2 separate regions of the Homo sapiens genome follow, and region 1 is linked to region 2. A link is a contact called in ENCODE Hi-C data. All regions are on one chromosome and are shown on one strand. The core of a region is the stretch at or near the end of the contact, and the rest is flanking DNA. Distances in the headings are between cores, read along the strand shown.

What was found. Hi-C counts contacts between places; a loop is a spot of excess contacts on that map. Pooled maps may share reads with other maps.
Region 1: a pooled map shows a loop between it and region 2 (2.0-fold over the local background). The contact joins the enhancer-like site here to the promoter of LHX2-AS1 in region 2. A Hi-C loop is called at or near these places in 2 of 37 single-sample maps with no recorded cell type and 2 of 50 pooled maps.

Annotation. Positions count from the first base shown.
Region 1 is chr9:124,215,978-124,220,422 of GRCh38, forward strand. No RefSeq gene overlaps it. Among named protein-coding and RNA genes, the nearest start is that of NEK6, 40 kb to the right of the region's middle. RefSeq lists enhancers at 1,054-1,133, 2,043-2,202, 2,773-3,132. Within about 2 kb of position 2,839, at least 16 of the 41 ENCODE cell types and tissues checked have a DNase peak (open chromatin) inside an H3K27ac peak, as active enhancers do.
Region 2 is chr9:124,006,470-124,011,024 of GRCh38, forward strand. It overlaps LHX2-AS1 (LHX2 antisense RNA 1), which reads right to left and starts at 2,927. Exons shown (of 2, transcript NR_135129.1): 1 at 2,597-2,927; 2 at 1-1,622. RefSeq lists enhancers at 934-1,645, 1,646-2,356.

The DNA of each region.
Region 1 (4,445 bases), core at 1,589-4,088, 210 kb after region 2:
ATTCTCCTGCCTCAGTCTCCCGAGTAGCTGGGATTACAGGGGCCCGCCACCACGCCGGCTAATTTTTGTATTTTTATAAAGACGGGGTTTCACCATGTTTGCCAGGCTGGTCTCGAACTCCTGACCTCATGATTCGCCCGCCTCAGCCTCCCAAAGTGCTGGGATTCCAGAAATGAGCCACTGCGCCCAGTCGGACATTGATTTTTAACAAACGTGGGTTCAAATCCTGGTCTGCCATTCACCAGCTATGTGACCGTGTTGGGCCTGTGGCATCCGCTCCCTGAGCCTCAGTTTCTCCACCGTCTCCTGAGGACTTGAGGACACTGTCTAAAGGCAGGTTTGCCATAGCACTGTGAAAGCATCGGCTTTGGGGCTCCTCACTTGCACAGGCCCTTTTGGAATACAAATTCACTTTCATAGGTAAGTTTGAATTTGATTCTTTTGTCTTCAGGCTCCCCACTCCAGTCTACCCCAAGACTCTCTCTCAGATCCTTCTAGCTGGGATGAAAGACCAGGGGCAGGGTGGCAGAGCACCCATGTTTACCCCACTCCCATACTCTGCCCAGAGGTCGGGGCCTGTCCACCGTTGGGCCTCATGTCACAGATGGGGACATGGCCTGGCAGGGCGAAGGGACTTCAGGAGATCATACAGTAAGTTAGTGTCACAGCCGGACTTGGAGCCACATCTCCCAGCTTCAAGGCTCCCTGTTGTGCTGTGGGGAAGGGGTGCACAGGGCTGGCCCGGGGACAGGGCCTGTTCCTCACTTATGAGTGCCGTGGGCTGGGGCTCAGAGGGTGACTTGGTGCCTTGTAAGGGGGCCAGGGGCAGCTGTGGGTGGGGGTGTCCGGGGATTACTGCTAAAATAAGTAGCAGCTTCCTCTGAAACGCCTCTGTGGTCTGTGGAGGGGAAGGAAGTGGAGGACCGGAAACAGGGGAGGCAGAGAGGTGAGAGGCTGAAACTTCTGCCAGCATAGCAGAGACCAAGCTGGGCACCCCCCACCCACCCAGACACAACAGTTGGCCTCTGCCAGGCTGCAGCCTTGGGGCTGCAACCAGGAGGGCCTGGGAAGCTCAGGCCCAGCCCTAATATGGCCACCCAGAGGCTAGAGAATCCCTCTAGGTTGCTCCTGGCTGGCTGGGCTTCTTCCCTTCCTCAAGACACCAGTCACTTCATGCACCATTCTCTTTGCCTGGAATGCCCTTCTCTACATTTTCCTTTAGGGCCCAACACCAATGTCACCTCTTCTGGGAAGCCTTCCCTGACCACCCACCACACACACACACACACACACACACACACACACACACACACACAGAGAGAGAGAGAGAGAGAGAGAGAGGCAGGACAAGACAGCCACAGACCTTCATCATGAATAGTGGCATTCACTGTGACAGTGGCGTTCATCCAGTGCTTCATGTTTATGAACTGCTCTGCATGGATGATCTCATTGAATGTTTACAAAAACACAATGTGTGGTTCTATCAATAGCTTCATGTTACAGACGAGTGAACCAAGGCTCAGAGATGAGCAACTTCCCCAAGGTGGCATAGTCAGAAAATGGCTGAGTGGGGAGTGTGACCCAGGTCTGACTCCACAGCTAGGTCATTGAACCATGCACTATCCTCTGAGACTGGGATGGGATCAGTGTTGTGCAACTTGCCTGCTCCAAGGAGGCTGCATTGTGACCCTAGCAAAGCTTCATTTTCAGCCTTGCCCTTCCCAGCACCCCTGGAGTAGCTGGGAGCTATAGAGTACTCTAGGGAGAGAGGGAAACCAGCTTGTAATGAGGAAGCATTTCCATGTAAACATTTCTGGTAAACTGTGTGAAGGGATCTCAGAAGTATCTCCAAGCCCTTGATACTGTCTTGGGTTTTGTTTTCTCCTTCTAAATAAATGCTTTTGAATCTAATTTTGTATTCTGTTTCTACAGATGGGGCTTCCAAAATTGAAAAGCTTCAGACTTCACAAATCCTAGGTCCACCCTGCGGTGCCCTGTGACTTAACCACAACCACTGCACTGCCTGGGCTTCCCCAGCCCTCTCCAAGGCCCGCTTTCACTGTACCGGGGTTTTCTATTTATGGATCCGCCCTGCTACCCGCCACTCCCACAACCCCCACCCATAGATGGGCCATGAGCTCCTCATGGGCAGAGGGCGAGCCCTGGTTTCTTGGTACCCTAGGGACTGCTTGGTATATAGAAGCCCAGGACAGATTTGTTACATGAGGGAATAAAGGAGTAAATGAATGAGTGAATGAATGAATATGGGTCCCTTCAATGCCATCAGGAAGTATGAGAGATACAACTCCAGCTTTAAAACTCCAGGTCAGCTGGGTATGGTGGCTCACCCTTGTAATCCCAATACTTTTGGAGGCTGAGGTGGGCGGATCGCTTGGGCCCAGGAGTTCAAGACCAGCCTGGGCAACATGGTAAAACCCCATCTCTACAAAAATTAACTGGGCGTTGTGGCATGCACCTGTCATCCCAGCTACTCGAGAGGCTGAGGTGGGAGAATTGCTTGAGCCCCGTTAGTGGAGACTGCAGTGAACTGTGATCGCACCACTGCACTGCACTGCAGCCTAGGCGACAGAGTGAGACTCTGTCTCAAAAAAAAACTCAAGGTCCATCTCCCTGTGTGCCAACCCTGCATGGGTGTTGAGGGTGACTGACAATTTGGACAGGGTTCAGCTGAAGCCAGTCTCTAGCAAGGAGGCCCAAAGCCCCTCCGGTCACTCTGCTCCCTACAGAGGCAGCACTCTAGGCCCCAGGCCTGGACCTCAAGGCTGCAGCAGGGCCCCTGGCCGCCCCCTATAGCCTTGGAAGCCCCTGAGAAGAGGCCCTTCAGTGCAGCTGCAGCAGGTCAGACGCCTCCTCTGGAGAAGAAGGAAGTGAAAGTGCTGTGGTGGGTGAGTCATCGGAGTGTCCCTCTGGACGGATTGATGCCATGAGTGGCATAAGAGGGACAGGCTGGGAGGGAAGAGACACCAGGGTTAGGAGCCCTTTTAGTATCCTCCAGGAAGGCCCCACCTCACCTCCCAGCCCCTCCCAGACACAGGGGTCTTCAGCTTGGAGAAGAGAATGCCTTGGAGATGCCATCTTTGTCCTAGTCTCTGAAGTGGGTAGAAATTAGACAAGGTCCACAGCAGAGGGGGAAGATGGAGTCAGATGGGGAGGTCACAGAGGCTAACTGGTTGCCACCAGGGCCAGGCTCTGGTGGGCTGGCTGCTGCCTGGCAGTAGTGATGGCCAACAGCAAGTAGGGTGGTCTCCTGCCATGGGTCAGGATGTGGATTCTGGATTTGAACCTCATGTCCTCAAACCCCAGCTCTGCCCCTCATGAGCTGCAGGATCCCAGGCAAGTGGCTTCCCCTCTCCTTCCTCTGCTGTCGAGTGAGATCATAGCACTTAATGCATAGGATGAGCAGGGCATGATTAGATACATTACTGTATGTAAAGTGCATAGAAGAGTGCCCGTTCCCAGGAAACCCACAATAAACAGTAACTACTGTATCAGGCAGCATCTCATCAGGAAGCCTGAAATGCCCTAGGTTTTGAACAGAAGGGATTTAATACAGGGGCTTGTCTTCCAATGGAAGGACTGAGAAACAAAACAGGGAATGGTGCAGCCGCCCAGGGATAGGACTTTGCAGTCATATTCTACTTCCTACTGATGCTCGTCCTCAACCTAGTTGCTTTATGTCTCAGAGCTTCAGTATTTTCACATGTAAAAATGGGAATAAAAAGGACCTTTTTTAATTTATTTTTTTATTTTTTAGATGGAATCTCCCTCTGTCGCCCAGGCTGGAGTGCAGTGGCGTGATCTCGATTTGCTGCAACCTCCGCCCCCTGGGTTCAAACAATTCTCCTGCCTCAGCCTCCCTAGTAGCTGGGATTACAGGCATGTGCTACCACACCCGGCTAATTTTTGTATTTTTAGTAGAGACGAGGTTTTGCCATGTTGGCCAGGCTGGTCTCCAACTTCTGACCTCAGGTGATCCGCCCACTTTGGCCTCCCAAAGTGCTGAGATTACAGGTGTGAGCCACCGCGCCTGGCCGATATTTTTTTTTGAGACAGAATCTCACTCTGTCTTCCAGGCTGGAGTGCAGTGGCGCGATCTCGGCTCACTGCAAGCTCCGCTTCCCGGGTTCAGGCCATTTTCCTGCCTCAGCCTCCCAAGTAACTGGGACTACAGGCGCCTGCAAGCACGCCCAGCTAATTTTTTGTATTTTTAGTAGAGACGGGGTTTCACTGTGTTAGCCAGGACGGTCTCCATCTCCTGACCTCGTTATCCACCTGCCTCAGCCTCCCAAAGTGCTGGGATTACAGGCGTGAGCCACAGTGCCCGGCCGATATTTTGTTTTTAAGAATGAAATAGGATAATGTAGGTAGAGTGTTTGGTAGAGTACTGGCTCAGCGTAAGGACTCAACAATGATCCTAGCAATCG
Region 2 (4,555 bases), core at 1,677-4,176:
GTAATAAAATTGAACATTTTGTCACCACTTTGAGAAACACTGCCAAACACCTTAAAACACATGTCACATGCCAGCAGCCCCTCATTTCCCTCCTCCGGGAGTTTCTACATCTGGAATCATAATCACAGATAAAAACCTTGACAAAATTGCATCTGAGCACATTCCTCTCCGCAGCCTTTACTTTCTCATAACATTTAATACAATATTAATACCTGCTACTGAAAAGCAGGAGGGAGGAAAAGGGCTGCCAACCTCCACGTTTCCTGATGCATCATGTTCAAACCTGAAATTCACACTTCGTGTTTCATTTTAAGTTCAGTGCATTTAACAGGGCCCTAGAGAGAGAGCCCTGGTTAGTTCCCCAACCTGCTCAGCTGACGCCCAGGGAGGCGGTTTCAGAATTGTTCAGATCGCTGCAGGGAGAAGAGGAGGAGGAATTGGGCTTCTCTCTGCCTGCAACAGGCCAAGCCACTTATCTATTCTAATGTCACAGACACGGGGTTCCTCTTCGGAAACAACTAAGGCTCCACTAATTTTTATTGTCGATAGCGGTGATAAGCAGATTTTCTGTGTAGTGTGACCAAGGCAATGAGCTGATTTCGTAAAGAAAGAGATAGCTATGCCTGAACTGATTTACTGCTGACTGACAGCCTCTCGCATCAATATAAAACACTCCCTGCTTTGCTGAATGAGGCCCACAAGCCTGGGAAAGGTGTGTGTGTGTGGGTCCTCATTGAAGATACAGAGCTTTTCTGCTCTCCCTGTGACTCAGCCTCACCCCACCCTTTCTTGGAGATAACCCTAACCCTGCATTCCTGTGCAGTGGCAAGGAATCACCCTTCCTCTGCCTTACAAACAGGAGACAGAGGTTAGAGAGAAGGGGAAAGTGCAGGAAGCATATCCCACTGGGGGTTTCCTGGGGGCATGCATGCTACTCTGGAGATGGACTTTTGCATGTTGGTGGCTTTGTTCAGTCCCTGCCACTCTAACCAGAATTGGGATTGTGACAGTCCAGGAGTGTCCCCTCCCTTTACAAAATGTAAACCTCCAGGATTCTGGAAGGTTTAAATTGGTAACATCTCTAACAGCAGCCTCAGTGCAGAGGGGACACACACACACACACACACACACACACACTTCCCTGAGCATTCCCACTTTGGTAAGGAAGGAGTATAATTTGCTGAATGGTGCAAGCAAGCCAGGAGGACAGAAGATGTTACACTTTACTCAGGGAACAGAGGCGGGCAACTGGCCCTGTGACTGCAGCCAACAGCTTTAAGAACACAGTCCTTTCTGCTTCAAGGTTAGGGAGACGTTCTCGCCTCTTTCTTCTTTGCAGTTATTATTCAAGAGGCTTCCCCCGACCCCAGTCCCCAGCACCATCCTCAGAGCTTCAGACCATACATTGACAGTGAGCAAAGGGGGCCCCAGGCAGGCGGGTCTGGGGCCAAGGAGGGCGGCTCCCCTGCGCGGATCCTTCCCTGGTGGCTCCCAAATCCGGCGTTTTCTCTGCCGCCTCTCCCTCGGGGGAGACTCGGAAAGGCTGCAAAAATCTGGGCGCCCGTTCGCTCGCTTGTCAAGAAGCAAACTGTCTTCACATTCTCCAAGAGCAACATCCCTGCCTAGGAAGAGGAAGGAAGAGGCAAAATAAATAAAACCAGTTAATGTTGTAGTTAACTTGCAAATCAAGTAAATCTGTTGGTGCCGTATTTGAGAAATAAACCATCACAGCGTCACAGCAAACACACACTTCTGAACGTCTTCATTTTGATTTAATGGTATATCAGCGTCAACTATCGCTTCCTCTGCTGGTACACACGGCCTGATGCCGCGGGAGGAGGGTGCCCATGTTTATCACCGAGTGAGATGACTAATTACACCTTGTCAATCACCGGCTATGAAGACATAAAACCAGCGCGCACAATGAAGTAGTTGCCTGCAGCGTCAATTAGTTGGCGATTCTGAGGTTATTGCGTGGCCCTGCTTTGGCCGCCTCTAATAACGGGACAGAGCGCCGGGCACCGCGCACTGATCAATCACCCTCCTTCCGCGGCCGCCCGGCTCCCTCCCCTCTCCCCCGCCGGGTCTGGCCTCACTTTCTCCGGGCGGCTTGCGCTTCCTCCCTCCGCGGCCCCGGCTCCGTGGCGCCGGCAGCCCCGGGAGCCCCGGGAAGTTTGCGCGCGGCAGCTCCGCAGCCGGCAGCCGGGAGCCCCGCAGCCTTCGGGGAGCGCCGGGGCTGGTGGCCCCTTTGTTGGAGGAGGCGTGGAGGGAGCGCTTTTGTTCTGAGTTAGTCACGGTGGCCGGCTGGAGGCTGCTACCTCATTATGCGCCGGGTCTGCTTGTCTGCGAGGAAGCAGATGGTGGGGAGGTAGGCAGCGGCGAGAGTGGCCAGACCTGAATTCCGTTCACCTGTCACCTCCCACAAAAGGCAGGTTCGGGGGACTTAGGCATTCGTTGCCACTTTCTGGGGGAGGGGGAGGTCGAGGGGCCGCCGTTTCCGGCGCCTGCGAAGGTTCCGTACCTGTCGGTGCCCGCTCCCCCCACCCCTTGCCTTTCCCTTGGCTGCAGCTTCTCGCACCGCGTAAATGTCACTCACGTGTCAGGATGTGTGTTTACAGCCTGTTCCTCTGCTTGTTTAGTCTCGGCGGACAGGGCTCAGCGGTTGCGCGACGTTCCCCGCCGCTGGGGGAGATTAGCAAAGTTACCCGCCTCTGGACCCCGGGGCCTGGGCCCCTAGATCCCGCCCCGCGGCGGGAGATGCGTTTGAGCCTTTTACAGACGGAGCGCGTCCCAGCCTGACGCAGAGGGATGAATAGACAAGCGCACCGGGCGGGAATCCCGACTGCCTGTGTATCTGGGGTCGGCCCAGCGTTGGACGTGGGCTGCTGGTCCGAGAGGTGGCGACGGAATCGCGTGCCTATATGTATGGGGGAGTGGAAAGTCGCAGGGTGTGTTTCCACGTTTCTTGAGCAGCCCGCGGCAAGAGTTGCTGAGTACCCCACCCCCCGCCCCCAGATCCTAAGGCAGCCCCTCGAGCTTTCCAAACGTATTGTATCCAGCCCTCCCGAGAGTGGAGTTGCACCAAGGACAAACACTCTAGCGTCATTACAAATTTTTTCTGCCCCTTGGGCGACCTCCAGATGAACCCTGGTGACTCTCAGATTGGATTTTCATTCCTTACTTTCTTTGAAAGAAAGTGCCCCAGATGCGTCAATAAAACATGCCTATGTATTCGTGTAGGCGTCCGCATGCCTGCGCGCCGGCCGTGTGCAGGCGCCGAAGCACACGTCTGTGTGAACACACGGGCACGCGCGTCTTTGGGTTTAGTGGTCCTTCCCTCGCGTTGGGGCATCTGTACACATGCAGAATATACACATATGATTGTAACTTCAAGTTTTTTCAATTATGCAAAACGACCTCGTAGGAGCACTTGCAGTGATTTAAGTAGAATCGCCTGAGCACGCAAGTGCAGGTATAACGTGCAATTTACCATTTTGCAGTTGCATCCTTCTTCCCAGCTCTAGACACTTACACCTGATGCGCATGTGTAAGACCCTAGCTCTTCAGTGGTGCTGGCTGTGATTTTGCCAACAGAGATAAAATTCGTGCTGGCTGTGTTATTGCCAACAGAGATGAACATGTGTATTTGCACACATGAACACAAGTTCATGTGCTTGGGCATTACACGCATACATATATTTGTGCACACATATATTTGTGTGTGAAAGTTACTTACACACGTGAAAAACATGATTTCATGCCTCAACTCTGTACCCTGTGAGGTAAACCGCAGGTCCTGACTATCCCCTTACCTGTCCTGGCAAACAAGTCATTTCAGACTGACACCCGCCTTGTCCCTATTAGACGGAGCCAAACCTGCCTCCGAAGCAGACCCAGATGGGACTCTGTAACCGAAGTGCTTATTCAGTTTTTGTCTACAATCATTTTATTTCCTAAATCCCTCCCCCACCAGACACCTGGGTATTTCCCTCCAGTCCCCAGGAGACTCTAGGGTGAGCCTGAAACCTGGAGGCTGGGGGTAGCAGTTGGGATTTACCCAGCACGCTACTTTGTTGGCCCCTGGGGAGGTGGTGCAGCCAGGCGGGTAAGGAGGACTCGCGCCATCAGCGGGGTCTGAGACATGGTGTGCCCAGTGGGCAGAGAATAGGCCTGTGGTTTTTAAGAACCTCACTGATATCGAATGTGTCTTGGAGTGAGAAAGTTTTTAATGGAAAAGGAGCAAGAGAGAGTAATGAAATAATTTGCTAAGTGCCTACTATGTTCCAGGCATTTTACATCCACAGTCTCTTTCAATCAACACGTCCATGCGGAGGAGAGCTTCTTGTCGCCCATTATAAAGGTCAGAAACAGGCTAAGGGAGGATAAGTCACTGCCTAAGGTTACAGTGCATGTAAATGGCAGAGCTAGGATTCGAACCCTGGCCTTTCTGAGTTCCTAAAGCCATGCTCGCCCCCACTCTTCCAGGCTGGGGAGAGACCGGGAAGAGCGAGAAGCTACACGCTGGGCTGCAGATTGGGCCCTAGCGGGCTTGGAG